3 separate regions of the Homo sapiens genome follow, and regions 1 and 3 are each linked to region 2. The links are chromatin contacts, found by Hi-C or POLR2A ChIA-PET in ENCODE. All regions are on one chromosome and are shown on one strand. Each heading gives the region's core, a stretch centred on a gene start or an enhancer-like site at or near the end of the contact. The rest is flanking DNA. Distances are from core to core; before and after follow the strand shown. Region 1 overlaps EPS15-AS1 (EPS15 antisense RNA 1). Region 2 overlaps OSBPL9 (oxysterol binding protein like 9). Region 3 holds the start of OSBPL9 (oxysterol binding protein like 9).

Region 1 (4,436 bases), core at 1,740-4,239, 230 kb before region 2:
GAGAAATGGTGTGAATACCTAGTAAGGGATACAGAGTCAAGAGAGGTTTCTTTTCTTAAGGTGAGCAATAATGCAGCATTTTTTAGAAAGTGAACGGAATGATCTGGTAGAAGAGGAATCACTGATGATACAAGCAAGAGAGGGAATTGCTGGAGTGCAGGGGAAAGAATTGGCTTTGAGAATACCGAAGAGGGCTGAGTATGTGGGCATGGATGCAGGTGGATGGGTTATCTGCTGAGAGGGAGGAAAAAGGAGAGGATATGAAAAGTTTGAAAAAAGTTACGAAATAAGCATTTAGGAAAAGTGGATGGACTTGAAAATGTAGTATGATTCCCAGGTAGCACTAAAAGCCCACTTGAGGTCAGTGGCGATGAATTTTAAGAGTCCAGTTGACACAGTTGTGGGTTTTTCTTCATCCACTTTCCCAAAGGCAGAGAGTAGGTAGAGTTAGATTGTGCAGGGTAGGGATCTTGTGAAGCAAAATGAGAATGCAAGAGGAGGCAAGAGAGAAGAGGACCTATCAAGGGAGTGATTTTAACATTGGACCTTGGAATTTAGGTGGGTAAAAAGGGAAGTGAGGACACAAGATAGTTGAGGAATGGTGAAGAGATATTAGGATCACTGGATTATAAGGCCCAGGAAGGGATCAGAGAAGTGTTGGAGTCAGGGTGTTGGAAGGAGTGAGCTGAGAAACAGGAGATTTAGAAAGATAAGTAAAATTATTGTTAGATTATTATTAATAATTGGTAATTATTAAATGGTAATTGGTAATTAAATGGTAATTGGTAATTAATTGGTAATTGGTAATAATTGGTAATTATTAATTGGTAATTAATAAATGGTAGATATTTATTAATAACTGGAAGCAACCTCTAAAAAAATCATAGTATTAAGACCCAGTTCATGCCCTCTAAGTGCTCACTCTGTGATGGGAAAGACAAGACAGAATGAAATAAATATTAAAGAGAAGTACATGCTGCTGGGTGTAGTGGCTCACGCCTGTAATCCTTGTACTTTGGAAGGCTGAGGTGGGTGGATTGGCTGAGCTCAGGAGTTCGAGACCAGCCTGGGCAACATGGTGAAACCCCATCTCTACTAAAAAAAATACAAAAAATTAGCTGGTCGTGGTGGTGCATGCCTGTAGTCCCAGCTACTCTGGAGGCTGAGGCAGGAGAATCACTTGAATCCAGGAGGCGGAGGTTTCGGTGAGTGGAAATTGCACCACTGCACTCCAGCCTGGGCAACAGAGCAAGACTCTGTCTCAAAAAAAAAAAAAAAAAGAAAGAAAGAGAAAGAAAAGAAAAAAAAAGAGGGAAGTAGATGAAATGGCTGTGGGAGTCAAAAGGAATCTGCGAGTAAACGTAAGGGTCAGATCAAGGAAAGCCTCCAAAGCAGGTGGCATTTGAATCGAGCCTCAAAATGGAGCAAATGCAGCACATGGCCTGAATAAATGTTCACAGTTACACCATTGCAATGAGTGCTCAGAAAACAGAGGTTGGAGTGCAGGGTGGGAGCTATGGCAGGACATGAGACTAGAAAATTATCTGGAACAGGCAAGGGATTTTTGAATGCCAGGCTAATGCCTGGGCATTTTTTTTTCTTTTGTTTTTTCTTTTTTCTTTCTTTTTTTTTTTTTTTTTGCAGAGGAATAGATAATACTGAGGTTAGGGGTTAGAGGTTATTATTCTAAATAATTGATGCTGACTGGGCGCAGTGGCTCACACGTGTAATCCCAGCACTTTGGGAGGCCGAGGCAGGTGGATCATGAGGTCAGGAGTTCGAGACTAGCCTGACCAACATGGTGAAACCCCATCTCTACTAAAAATATAAAAACTAGCGGGGAGTGGTGGCACATGCTGTAGTCCCAGCTACTCAGGAGGCTGAGGCACAAGAATCACTTGAACCCGGGAGGAGGAGTTTGCAGTGAGCTGAGATCGTGCCACTGCACTCCAGCCTGGGCGATAGAGTGAGACTACATCTCAAAAAAAAAAAAATGCTCCCAGCTGTTTATCATGTTATGAAGTCATACTGGTTTTTTTGTTTTGAACAGTCTAGTAATTTTATTCTCCATCATGTCCTTAAGTCATATTAGGGAAGTTTTATGCTTTGGATTTTCTGATTGTCTTTTTAAGATCATCTCCCCTCTATGGCAATGATAATGTTGTTTCTTTCCAAATAATGTTCTGTCACATGCTCATTCACTTTTTTTTCCAAATGGCCTTCAACTTCATCCCCTGATGTTGGTAGGAAAGTCTAAGATCCCTCAGCAGTCTGAAGCTCCTCTCAGAAAGGGGTGAGGAGTGGGTTGGATAGGATCAGAACTATGCTGTCCAGGGCATTCAGACCCGTTGAAGTGGATAAGAATTAAAGGTGAACAGTCAGATCCTCCCAGGGAGAGGAAGCCACAAGAGACACAGCCTCACAACTGTGTTGTCACAGTGTTTTCAGAACTCAGTACCAATACCAGTGATGGGGCCACGCTTTTTGCAAGTGACGTTTATTATGTCATTTGAAAATATCAGAATCTCTCTCTTCACAGGCTAGCCAGATAAGTATTGAAACCATTAATTTCTCTACCATGTCACTGTGTCTTTGGGCAAGCCCCTTCTCTCCTCTGGACCCAGGGTCCTGCCTATAAAACGAAGGGGCTCTATTCATCCTCCTCTAGGATCCCTTTCAATTCTGACAGGCTCTAATTTTTCTGTTATCAGTTATTCTTTATTAAACTTACAGTATGTGCCAGCTTTTTTCAAGATGTGAGACCCTCTCACCCTCTTACTCCTCAACCCCCTGTTATAACTTATCTTGGGCTTTTCTTGTTTAAAACATTTGGAAAAAGTGGTGTGTTCACGGGACCTTTATTTGCCCTAAGACATTTGAGGGTAAATCATGTGAAGGCCTTTGTTTTCTTCCAGCAGCCAAAACAATAAAACCACCAAATTGCGTGCAGCATCATTTTCTACTGCCCTCAAGTGGTGGTGGCCCAAATGTCTTTTCCTGGTTGCAGTTTAAGGAATAAAACATGTTTTCAGAAGAACTCTAGGCATCTAGGAGAGGGTAGGAGAGTCATAGAGTCACAAAGGGCCTGAGGTGGAAAGGCCCTTACAGGATGTCTGATCTAAGCCCCTCGTCTTGAAAGGGAGAGACTGAAGTCCACCTTGGTTCTCTGATCAGTGAACAAACCTAGTTTCTTCTGTCTTTAAAGAGCTATCTTATGACCCTGACTCTATTTTTGGCTCCATTTCTCTGCTCCCATTCACAGTGAAATTTTCTAAAGAGTTATCTCCATACTGTTTCTATTTCTTCATCTATGCTTTATTATTATTATTACTTTTTATTTTTTTTTAAAAACAAAATAATAATCTCACTCTGTCGCCCAGGCTGGAGTGCATTGGGCTGATGTTGGCTCATTTCAGCCTCTGCCTATGGGTTCAAGTGATTCTCCTGCCTCAGCCTCCCAAGTAGCTGGGACTATAGGAGGATGCCACCACACCTGGCTAATTTTTATATTTTTAGTAGAGACAGAGTTTCACCATGTTGGCCAGGCTGGTCTCGAACTCTTGACCTCAAATGTTAACCCCCCACCCCGCCGCCCTTGTCTACCAAAGTGCTGGGATTACAGGCATGAACCACCGTGCCCACCTTTACACTTTATTTTTTAACTTTTTACTTTGAAATAATCTCAAACTTGCAGAAGAGCTGCAGAAATATTACAAAGAATTCCCAGATGCCCCAGAAGTTCTCATGTGTGGGCATATGCCTACATGCATATACATGGATATGTATATTTTTTCCTGAGCCATTTGAATTGCAGTAGTTACCCCTAATACCTTAAATATTTCAATGTGTATTTTCTGAGAAAAGGACATTCTCTTATATACCTACATACCCACTCAGTATGACAATCAAATCCAGAAATTTTAAATTGACATAGTGCTTATATACAGTCCATACTCAAATTTCACTAATTGGCCTGATAATGTCCTATATAGCAGTATTTTCCCCCATCAGGTTCTGATCCAGTGCCTGATCCAGGTAATGCATTATACTTAACTGTCATGACTTTTAAAAAGGTTTTTTTTCTTTTAATTATTATTTTTTAGAAACAGGATCGCGCTCTGTCACCCAGGCTGGAGGGCAGTGGTTCAATTACAGCTCACTTACAACCTTGAATTCCTGGGCTCAAGCGATCCTCCCACCCCTGCTTCCAGACTAGCTAGCTAGTACCGCAGGCACGCACCACTATGCCTGGCTAATTTTTTAAAAAATTATTTTTGTAGAGGTGGGGTCTCGTTATGTTGCCCAGACTGGCCTATAATTCTCAGCCTCAAAGTGATCTTCCTGTCTCTGCTTCCCAAAGTGCTGGAATTTCAGGTGTGAGCCACCACACCTAGCCTGTTATAACTCTTTAGTGTCCTTTAATCTAGAATAGTTCC
Region 2 (4,776 bases), core at 1,205-3,704:
GTCCACCTCAAATCTGTCTCTCTGCACTGGCTTTAAGGCACTAATTTTATTTAAAAACGTTTAGGGAGGCCAAGTGTGGTGGCTCACGCCTGTAATCCCAGCACTTTGGGAGGCTGAGGCTGGCAGATCATGAGGTCAGGAGTTCGAGACCAGCCTGACCAACATGGTGAAACCATCTCTACTAAAAATACCAAAAAAAAAAAAAAATTAGCCAGGCATGGTGGTACATGCCTATAAATTCCAGCTACTCAGGAGGCTGAGGCAGGAGAATCACTTGAACCTGGGAGGCGGAGGTTGCAGTGAGCTGAGATCACACCACTGCACTCTAGCCTGGGCAACAGAGCAAGACTCTGTTTCCAAACAAACAACAACAACAAAAACAGTTTAGGGAGCCAGGTGTGGTGGCTTATGCCCCTAATCTCAGCAATCTGGGAGGCTGAGGTGGGAGGATCAGTTGAGCCCAGGAGTTTGAGACCAGCTTGGGCAACATGGTAAAACCCTGTCTCTAAAAAAATACAAAAATTAGCTGAGTGTGGTGGCACACGCCTGTCGTCCTAGCTACTCGGGAGGCTAAGATGGGAGAATCTCTTGAACACAGGAGGTGTAGGTTGCAGTGAGCCGAGATTGGGCTGCTGTACTCCAGCCTGGGTGACAAGAGTGAGACTCTGTCTTAAAAAAAAAAAAAAAAGAAGTAGAATTACTGATTTACTTTCATTTTACTTGTGTTTGTTGTAGATGTATTAATAGCTTAGTTTTTGTTGGGAATTACTTCTAATTCTGCTTTCTCAGGGGACTGTTACTATACTGTTACTATAGCTAGGGTTTTTGCTTTTTAACACAGTACAAATTTGGAAATAATTAAATGTAAATTTGCAAGCCAATTACCTTCAGCCAGTCCTATGTGGTCTAGGTGAATATATATAGTTAAGACGTGGAAGGGAGGTTTAAATCTACAACTAAAGAAGGCCAGTGTAGCAGAAAGGGCTTAGTTTAGCATATTGGTTTCTTTTTTTCATTTTGAATGTTAAAACATAAACTATTGAGAAACCATTGTTAGCAGTTTGCCAATAGAAATTTAATTTTGGAAAAAAAGTTTTTATAATAATGGGGTTAAAAGAAAATAAGCATTTGGAAGAAAATTCGAAAATGAAAGGTTATTATTAATTTTTGAAGGGTTCAGTCATTATTTTATTTAAAAGAGAATTAAAGACCGTCTTTTTTTTTTTTTTTTTTTTTTTTTTTGAGACACAGTCTTTGTCGCCCAGGCTGGAGTGCAGTGGCGCCATCTTGGCTCACTGCAAGCTCCGCCTCCCGGGTTCACGCCATTTTCCTGCCTCAGCCTCCCGAGTAGCTGGGACTACAGGCGCCCGCCACCACGCCTGGCTAGTTTTTTGTATTTTTAGTAGAGACGGGGTTTCACCGTGTTAGCCAGGATGGTCTCGATCTCCTGACCTCATGATCAGCCCGCCTCGGCCTCCCAAAGTGCTGGGATTACAGGCATGAGCCACCGCGCCCAGCCTTTTTTGAGACGGAGTTTTGCTCTTGTTGCCCAGGCTGGAGTGCAATGGTGCAATCTCGGCCTCCTGGGTTCAAGCAATTCTCCTGCCTCAGCCTCCTGAATAGCTGGGATTACAGGTGCCCACCACCATGCCCAGCTAATTTTTGTACTTTTAGTAGAGGAGGGGTTTTGCCATGTTGGCCAGGCTGGTGTCGAACTCCTGACCTCAGGCTGTCCGCCTGCCTCGGCCTCCCAAAGTGCTGGGATCACAGGCATGAGCCACTGCACCTGGCCTAAAGACAATACATTAGCTATTGTTCTAAAAAAGTGCAATTGAATGTCACTTGCTAGTAAATCACTCATGTATCCATCCTTTAAAAGCATATGACTGTATTCAGTAAAAGCTTGATAATATGTGGTTAGCTCTTGGTAACATCACTGATAGACACTCTCTGGCTCCGTTTTGAGGGATTCTCCCAAAATTTCTATGAAATCGAAACATTTAAAACACCTGTTGTACCTGTAATAGGCAGGTCTACAAAGTCATGCACAGGCTCATGGGCTTCTTCTATTCCTGCTGTTAAGGTTCCTTCTATGCTCTCCCAGTACCCTGTCCCATAATAAACACACAGTTCATGAACATCTCTTTGAAAGGGTCCAGAGTTAAGTTTTTATGTCCAACTAACCCACTCTGTGTTCCTTTTCTCCCTCAATTTCACTCTTCCTTGTTTGTATATTCTAATCTAGAAGCCCAAACCAGTAAGGACTGCAGATGTTTTATTTGGGCAGCACAGTGTTCTGTTGACTTGTTTTTTGTTTTGTTTTAACAAGGCTTTAGATTCTTTCAGGTTGGGTATGCTGACTCCCCAGTTCCATATATATCTTATGTCTTGGTCCTATCCACATATTCTCTGCCTGGCATCTGTAGCTATTTGAGCTTGTGACACCTGCTGGTCATCAGCTGCTACTGCTGATTTTCTAACTGAGGTCAAATTTCTTTTTACTATTTTTTGTTTTTCTCTTTCTGAAGGAAGAGAACTTGAAAGCTTAAGTCCTTTCACTGTTCTTTTTCTAAAGACCTATACTAATGATAGCTTCTGTGTAACTATGGCACTGAGCACTGTAGTTTACACATTTATAAATTAGATAAAAGTACATGTTGGAAAGAACTTGTACTTTGGAGCCAGACGTGTTTGAAATGGCTCCACTACTCACCAGCTGTATGACTTCAGACCAGTCATTGAACCTCCGAGCGTCTGTGTATTATGAGCGTCATTGTGTTTTCCTTAGGGTTGTAATGTAGATATAGACATACCGTGTATGGTGCATACAAGGTACTCGATAAATTATTATTATAATTCATAGCTTTAAATTGTTTTTGCATACTTTATGATTTTATGCCTAAATTCTAGACAACTTAGCCCATTGCAGATAAAACTTTCCTGTATACATAGGTGTTGTTTTTAACTGTTTTCTTTATATCATTTGTTCTGAACAAGGTAAATTATGAAATGGCTGAAAATTTATCCCATTTTTTTTCAATTTACAGTCTTACTGAGTATTTCACTTGGCTCAGACATGGTTTCTAATCATGGGTAAGGAGAAAAAACACAGCATAAATAGGACCTTTGAAATTACATCTAAAATAAGATTCATATGTTATAGGATTTGGGGTTTTTAGGTCAATTGATTTAAAAGATTGACTCTATTTTGAGATACATCACAGAGGCACAAAGCATTTTAAAGGTAACTTTCATGCTTTTTTTTGAGACAGAGGGTCTCACTCTATCACTCAGGCTAGAGTGCAGTGGCACGAACACAGCTCACTATAGCCTCAACCTCATGGGCTCAAGTGATCCTCCCACCTCAGCCGCCCCAGTAGCTGGAACCACAGGCACACACCACCATGCCCAGCTAATTTTTTTTTTTTTTTTGAGACAGAATCTCACTCTGTCGCCCAAACTGGAGCTGGAGTGCAGAGGTGCGATGTCGGCTTATTGCAACCTCCACCTCCCAGGTTCAAACGATTCTCATGTCTCAGTCTCCAAAGTAGCTGGGACTACAGGCGCATGCCACCACGCTCGGCTAACTTTTTGTATTTTTAGTAGAGATGGGGCTTCACCATGTTAACCAGGCTGGTCTTGAACTCCTCACCTCAAGTGATCTGCCCACCTTGGCTTTACAAAGTGCTGGGATTACAAGCCTGAGCCACCATGCCCAGCCTAATTTTTTATTTTTTGTAGAGATGGGGTCTCACCATGTTACCCAGGCTAGACTCAAACTCCTGGGCTCAAGTGATCCTCTTGCCTTGGCCTCCCAAAGTGTTGGAATTACAGGCGTGAGCCATCATGCCTGGCCCCAGTTCTGTCATTTAATGATCATTTGATTTCTCTTACCTGTATCTTTTAGACATATTTTCCATTGCCTCTCAAAACTGGTGAGGTGGACATTAGTTATAATACCTTGTGATATATACTACTAAATAATCAAAGAAGTAATACTTAGTTACTCAAGAAATTTTGAAAAATAGGTAAGTAACCAGGGCAAACTAGAATAACATAATATATTCTAATTTTAGAATATCCTAATATTCTAGTGTTCTAATACAGGCAGAGCCCAGAGGATTTTTACAGCAGTGAAACTATTCTGTATGATACAATGGTGGATACATGTTGTCATATATTTATCAAAACCGATAGAACAGGCAACTCCAAGAGTGAACCCTAATATAAACTGTAGACTTTGAGTGATAATGATGTGTCAATGTAGGCTCATTGGTTGTAAGAAATATACCTCTCTGGTATGGGATGTTGATCATGAGGGAGGTTTGCAGGTGTGGAGACAGGGAATGTATGCATGCTGTCTATATTTTCTGTTCAGTTTTGCCATGAACCTAAAACTGCTCTAAAAATAAAGTTTATTAATTTAAAAAAATTAAAAGAAGTTAAGTAACAAGGGCAAATTATGATTAGATTAGAATACATGTTTTCGCACGTGTAGAGTTGTAATAAGACTCATGTGTACTGTTTTATAAATATCTAAAGCGTGAGAAATTTGATTTCAATTTTTACATTTAATAAGTAAATTGTGTGCCTTTTTTATTTTTCCTTTATTTATATACAAATACCAACTGGGTGTGGTGGCTCACACCTGTAAACCCAGTGACTTGGGTGGCTGAGGTGGGAGGATCACTTGAGGCCAGGAGTTCGAGTCCATCCTGGGCAACATAAGGAGACCTTGTCTCTTAAGAAAAATATAAATATACGTGCGTGTGCGCG
Region 3 (4,608 bases), core at 831-3,330, 150 kb before region 2:
CACTTTGGGAGGCCGAAGTGGGTGGATCACCTGAGGTCAGGAGTTTGAGACCAGCCTGGCCAACATGGTGAAACCTCGTCTCTACTAAAAATACAAAAGTTAGCCAGGCGAGCGCCTGTAATCCCAGCTACTTGGGAGGCTGCGGCAAGAGAATCTCTTGAACTTGGGAGGTGGAGGTTGCAGTGAGCCGAGATCGTGCCACTGCTCTCCAGCCTGGGCGATAAGAGTGAAACTCCATCTCAAAAAAACAAAACAAAACAAAACAAAACAAACAAAAAAAACAGAAACTCATTCATTTCTATACCATCTAACTACTGATCCACTGGCATCTGAACCCATACTCTCTGCTCTTCTTTCTTGTTACTTTGGATAAAGTATCTCTGCTAGTATCAAAAGTCAACCTTTGCACTTGGGCTTGGGGTCTCAGTCTTTTCCTTTCTTTCTTTTTTTGTATTTTATTCCAGTGTTTTGCCAACACAAAAAGAGGTCTCAATCTTATGAAGGGCTTCACTGCTGCTATTCTCTCTTTTCTCTAGGATGTCCCCAGTTTTTCCCTCTCTTGAAAATCAGCAAAGTAATATTCTCTAGTGTCTTCGATCTAAATAATAATTTTAAAAAAGGACAAAGAAAGCCCTTCCCTTGACCACACCTCCGTTTCCAGCTAGTGCCTCATCTTTTAGTTTCCTTTTTAGCTCTTTCTCTTGATATTTGCACGGCTGGCCTTTTCTTATCCTCCATATCTAAGTTTAAAGCCACTTCCTAAGAGGCCTGCCCTATAACCACCCCCTATAAATTAGCTACCCACTGACTTCCTATTAAAATAATTTATTAAATTATTTGCAGTGTTAATCAGTATTGGATATTTTTCTTGTTTACTTGTTTAGTGTTTGCTTTCACCACAGAATTTAAGCTCTGAGAGAGCTTATTCACTGCTGTATTCCCAGGACCTCCAACAGTGCCTAGATATAGTAGGTGGTCAATAAATCCTTTGGTTTTTTTTTTTTTTTTTTTTTTTTTGTGTGAGAGAGAATTTGGCTCTGTCACCCAGGCTGGAGTGCAGTGATGCAATCTCGGCTCCGAGGTTCAAGTGATTCTTGTGCCTCAGCTAGGACTACAGGGTGCGCCACCACGCCCAGATAATTTTTGTATGTTTAGTAGAGATGGGCTTTTACCATGTTGGCCAGGCTGGTCTCGAACGCCTGATCTCAAGTGATCTGCCTGCCTCGGCCACCCAAAGTGCTGGGATAACAGGTGCGAGCCACCGCGCCCAGCCAATAAATGCTTAAATTGCCCCTGTAGGCTGTTAGTGATCTATCCCTACTTCTTTGACCTTATCTCCCACCACTTTCTCCCTGGCTCACTGCTCCACGCACACTGACCTCCTTGTTGATCCCTCAAGATGCCACGCTCACTCCTAACATTTGGTCTTTGCATTTGCTATTCCTTCGTCTTGGAAGGCTCTTCCACCAGGCTCCCTCCTTCGCTTTCTTCAGGTCTTTGCTTAAAAGTTACCTTTTCACTCAGGCCTTCCCTGTTTGGGAATTTAAAATAGCAGTCCCAGCGCTCTCTCCTTCCTTGCTTATGTTTTTCTCCATAGCATTTATGATTTTTTAATGTACGATATAATTTACTATTTATTTTACCATTCCCCTCACCTGTCATGAAGGCTCTGTTGTATCCCCAATGTCTAGAAGAATGCCTAGCACAAAACAGCGAATATTTATTAAATGAATGGATTTGTGGAATGAATGCATAAATGAATATCAGATATGAAATCTTTTGGAAGTGGAAGGTATCATGGCCAGTAAAATTATTTATTAATATGTTCATAATCTTTTTTCTTTACTCTAATCCCATGACAGATTATAAATAATCTTAATAGCAGTATTCACGTTTGCATTCTCGCATCCGTGGCATGGAGTCCTACACACAATAGGCGCCCTAAGAAAGCGTGTTTGACTTGATCGCTGGAGCATCTGCCGGCACCGCCCAGGACCCGCCCAGGACCCGCCCCGCCCCCTGCGGCCCCGCCCCCCGCATGCTGAATGCCATATAGGCGAGTGACGTCAGGCCGTTTGTTGTCATTGGCGGCTCCCAAGATGGCGTCCATCATGGAAGGGCCGCTGAGCAAATGGACTAACGTGATGAAGGGCTGGCAGTACCGTTGGTTCGTGCTGGACTACAATGCAGGACTGCTCTCCTACTACACGGTGAGTCCTTGGAGGGCACAGCTCCAGGCGCCTCGGGGCCGCGTTTCCTGGGTGGAGGTGGGGGACCGGGGTTTTAGGTGGCTGAGTTGAGGTTGCTAGTCTGGGGGTGCCGCCGTACGCGAGGGTTCCCTTGTTGGGGAGGGTTTTACGTCTCGGATAGCCAATGAGGGTGAGGGAGAGAGGGGCGCAGCCAATAAATAGAAACTAGCTGTCTGATTTATGGGTTGGGGGTGAGCCAAGTTTCTTTCTTAGGGTCCGCTATTAAGCGGTAGTGGGGTCCAGCATGGTTGTGAGCGGGTAAGGGTGATCGTAGTCATGGCTTAAAAGGTCCAGTCTTGCGGTTCATGCTGTCTTCATATGTTGTCATGGACTTTACACTGTCCCACCAAGGCCCTGTAGCCGGCCGCACCCCTTAGCTTCCCTCCAGGGATTGAAGAGCTCTGCTTCCTCGGAGGAGTGGCCAGAGGAGCCGGGACAGGTCCAAAAGTGACCAGCCCTCGGGCAACACCAGGGGGTCCGAAATCCCTCCAGTCGGTTCAGGTTGTGTGTCTCATTCAAGGGACGCACCCCTCTATTTAGCGGGAGGCGAGCTCAAACGACGCCTTAACTTTTGAGAGCCAAGGATTTCCTACACGCGAGACTCTTGTCAGCGAAGAGAGACAAGTGATAGTGCAGTGTCCCCTTACAGTTACATTCTGGGTTCAGGGCTTCACTGTTGTTAACATGAGTTGGTGGCCGTGGAAAAGTAGATGAATTGCTGTGAATCTTACGTGGTTGTGTGTGTGTGTGTGTGTGTGTGTGTGGTTTTTTTTTTGAGACGGAGTCTCGCCCTGTTGCCCAGGCTGGCGTGCAATGGCATCATCTCGGCTCACTGCAACTTCTGCCTCTCGGGTTCAAGCGATTCTCCTGCCTCTGGCCTCCCTAGTAGCTGGGATCACAGGCATGCGCCACCACACCCTGCTAATTCTTGTATTTTTAGTAGAGACGGGGTTTCACCATGTTGGCCAGGCTGGTCTTGAACTCCTGACCTCAGGTGATCCACCCGCCTCGGCCTCCCAAAGTACTGGGATTACAGACGTGAGCCACCGCGTCCGGCCTTGAATCTTATGTTTTGACTATCCCCTCCACCCTCATCGCATTCGATATGGAGAGTAGGTGGTATTAGGGAGATAACTTACTTAGAAAGGTACTTTCTCTGAATGGTGTATAGTTGACGATAGCCGATATGAGGGAAGAAAATACATAAGAGGACAAAATAGAATGCCCAGAAAGCTTTAGAAAATAATAGAAGACAGAAAGAAAAACATGATTATGGAAGAAGGATTAAGGTTGATGAGAGAAAGGGGACACTGAATTTATTTGTTCATTTAAAAAATATTATTGAGCTGCTATGTGCGTTTTCATGCCAGCAAGAATAGACAGTAAAAAAGACATTCACTGTTCCTCTTCTCTGGAGCTTATATACTAGCTTGGTGAGTCCTTTAATTCATTTCACTCCTAATAACTCTGCAAGGTGGTTATTCATTATCTCCATTTAATATCCCCAGTTACAGTTTTGAAATCTGAGGCTCCAGGCTTTTAAAGCAATTTGCTCAACATCACATAGCACTAAGTGATGGAATCAGGATGCCAAATTATTGACTTTTTCTACTAAACTTCGCTTTCACTACAGGAAGGAGAAAAGTGTAAGTTGTGAGTTACTAAAGGCAAGCTTGCAAGAGTAAAAGTATTACTTTCATCATCCTTCAACTATCAGCTTTCTTTCTCTACATAGTTTTTAAAGGGAAAAAGACTAAACCTTAATGAGTCTTAAACACATTGTTCAAGATTGTCTTTAGGTGGGCATGAAAGAGAGGCAACTGAATATTATGTCCTGAAAACTCTGGAATTATGAAACCCATGGCTTAGATAAAGGAAAAGTAATATTGGGTTTAAGTAGATGTGATAATCAGAAAATCCCGTAAACTCTATTCAAGATAGAGTGATTTCAGTGAGTGACACTATGCAGTTAAGTTACTTTACAAATCCCAAATTTGTGTGGATCTGAATCTAGGACCATACTGGAGAGGCCCCCAGCTGAGGTTCTTGGGAATGCCTAGCCCAGAAAGAATCTTCCTTTTTCCTCTTTTTCTTCTTTTCATGTATCCTTTTTCTGCTTTGTTGCCCTTTCAGTTTTTGAATACTTGGACAAATATCTCTTTTCTTGCTGGCTAAATATAGGGTTTAAAAAAATACTTTTTTCCCCCTCAATGCTTATCCTTCTTTTTGAGACTAGATTCCCTAAAATATTATCCTTGCCAGAGGAAGGAAGTATCATATTTCTCACTAACAGCTGTTTAGAAGATTTTTTTTCTTTTCTAGTTCCTTGATATTGAAGTATTTGCTTACAGAGAAACAA

Evidence for each region. Hi-C counts contacts between places; a loop is a spot of excess contacts on that map. ChIA-PET counts read pairs that join two places held with the same protein, here RNA polymerase II (POLR2A). Pooled maps may share reads with other maps.
Region 1: a map of naive thymus-derived CD4-positive, alpha-beta T cell shows a loop between it and region 2 (2.0-fold over the local background). The contact joins two enhancer-like sites. A Hi-C loop is called at or near these places in 2 of 168 maps with a recorded cell type or tissue (naive thymus-derived CD4-positive, alpha-beta T cell and sigmoid colon), 2 of 37 single-sample maps with no recorded cell type and 8 of 50 pooled maps. POLR2A ChIA-PET finds 5 or more read pairs at or near these places in 3 of 52 experiments (H1, activated CD4-positive, alpha-beta T cell and naive thymus-derived CD4-positive, alpha-beta T cell).
Region 3: a map of CD8-positive, alpha-beta T cell shows a loop between it and region 2 (12-fold over the local background). The contact joins the promoter of OSBPL9 here to the enhancer-like site in region 2. A Hi-C loop is called at or near these places in 74 of 168 maps with a recorded cell type or tissue (A673, B cell, CD14-positive monocyte and 43 more), 37 of 37 single-sample maps with no recorded cell type and 45 of 50 pooled maps. POLR2A ChIA-PET finds 5 or more read pairs at or near these places in 12 of 52 experiments (A673, AG04450, GM12878 and 9 more).

What each region holds. Positions count from the first base shown.
Region 1 is chr1:51,532,223-51,536,658 of GRCh38, forward strand. The region is part of intron 1 of EPS15-AS1 (EPS15 antisense RNA 1); the gene reads left to right. It also overlaps a transcript of OSBPL9 not described here. Among named protein-coding and RNA genes, the nearest start is that of EPS15, 15 kb to the left of the region's middle. Within about 2 kb of position 2,990, at least 6 of the 41 ENCODE cell types and tissues checked have a DNase peak (open chromatin) inside an H3K27ac peak, as active enhancers do.
Region 2 is chr1:51,766,722-51,771,497 of GRCh38, forward strand. All of the region lies in intron 12 of OSBPL9 (oxysterol binding protein like 9), which reads left to right. Among named protein-coding and RNA genes, the nearest start is that of MIR761, 67 kb to the right of the region's middle. Within about 2 kb of position 2,455, at least 3 of the 41 ENCODE cell types and tissues checked have a DNase peak (open chromatin) inside an H3K27ac peak, as active enhancers do; they include gastrocnemius medialis, where a contact is called at or near this core.
Region 3 is chr1:51,615,012-51,619,619 of GRCh38, forward strand. It overlaps OSBPL9 (oxysterol binding protein like 9), which reads left to right and starts at 2,081. Exons shown (of 24, transcript NM_024586.6): 1 at 2,081-2,210. The coding sequence starts at 2,100. It overlaps LOC105378719 (a long non-coding RNA gene), which reads right to left. Exons shown (of 3, transcript XR_947339.4): 2 at 1,656-1,699. RefSeq lists enhancers at 1,778-2,686, 2,687-3,594.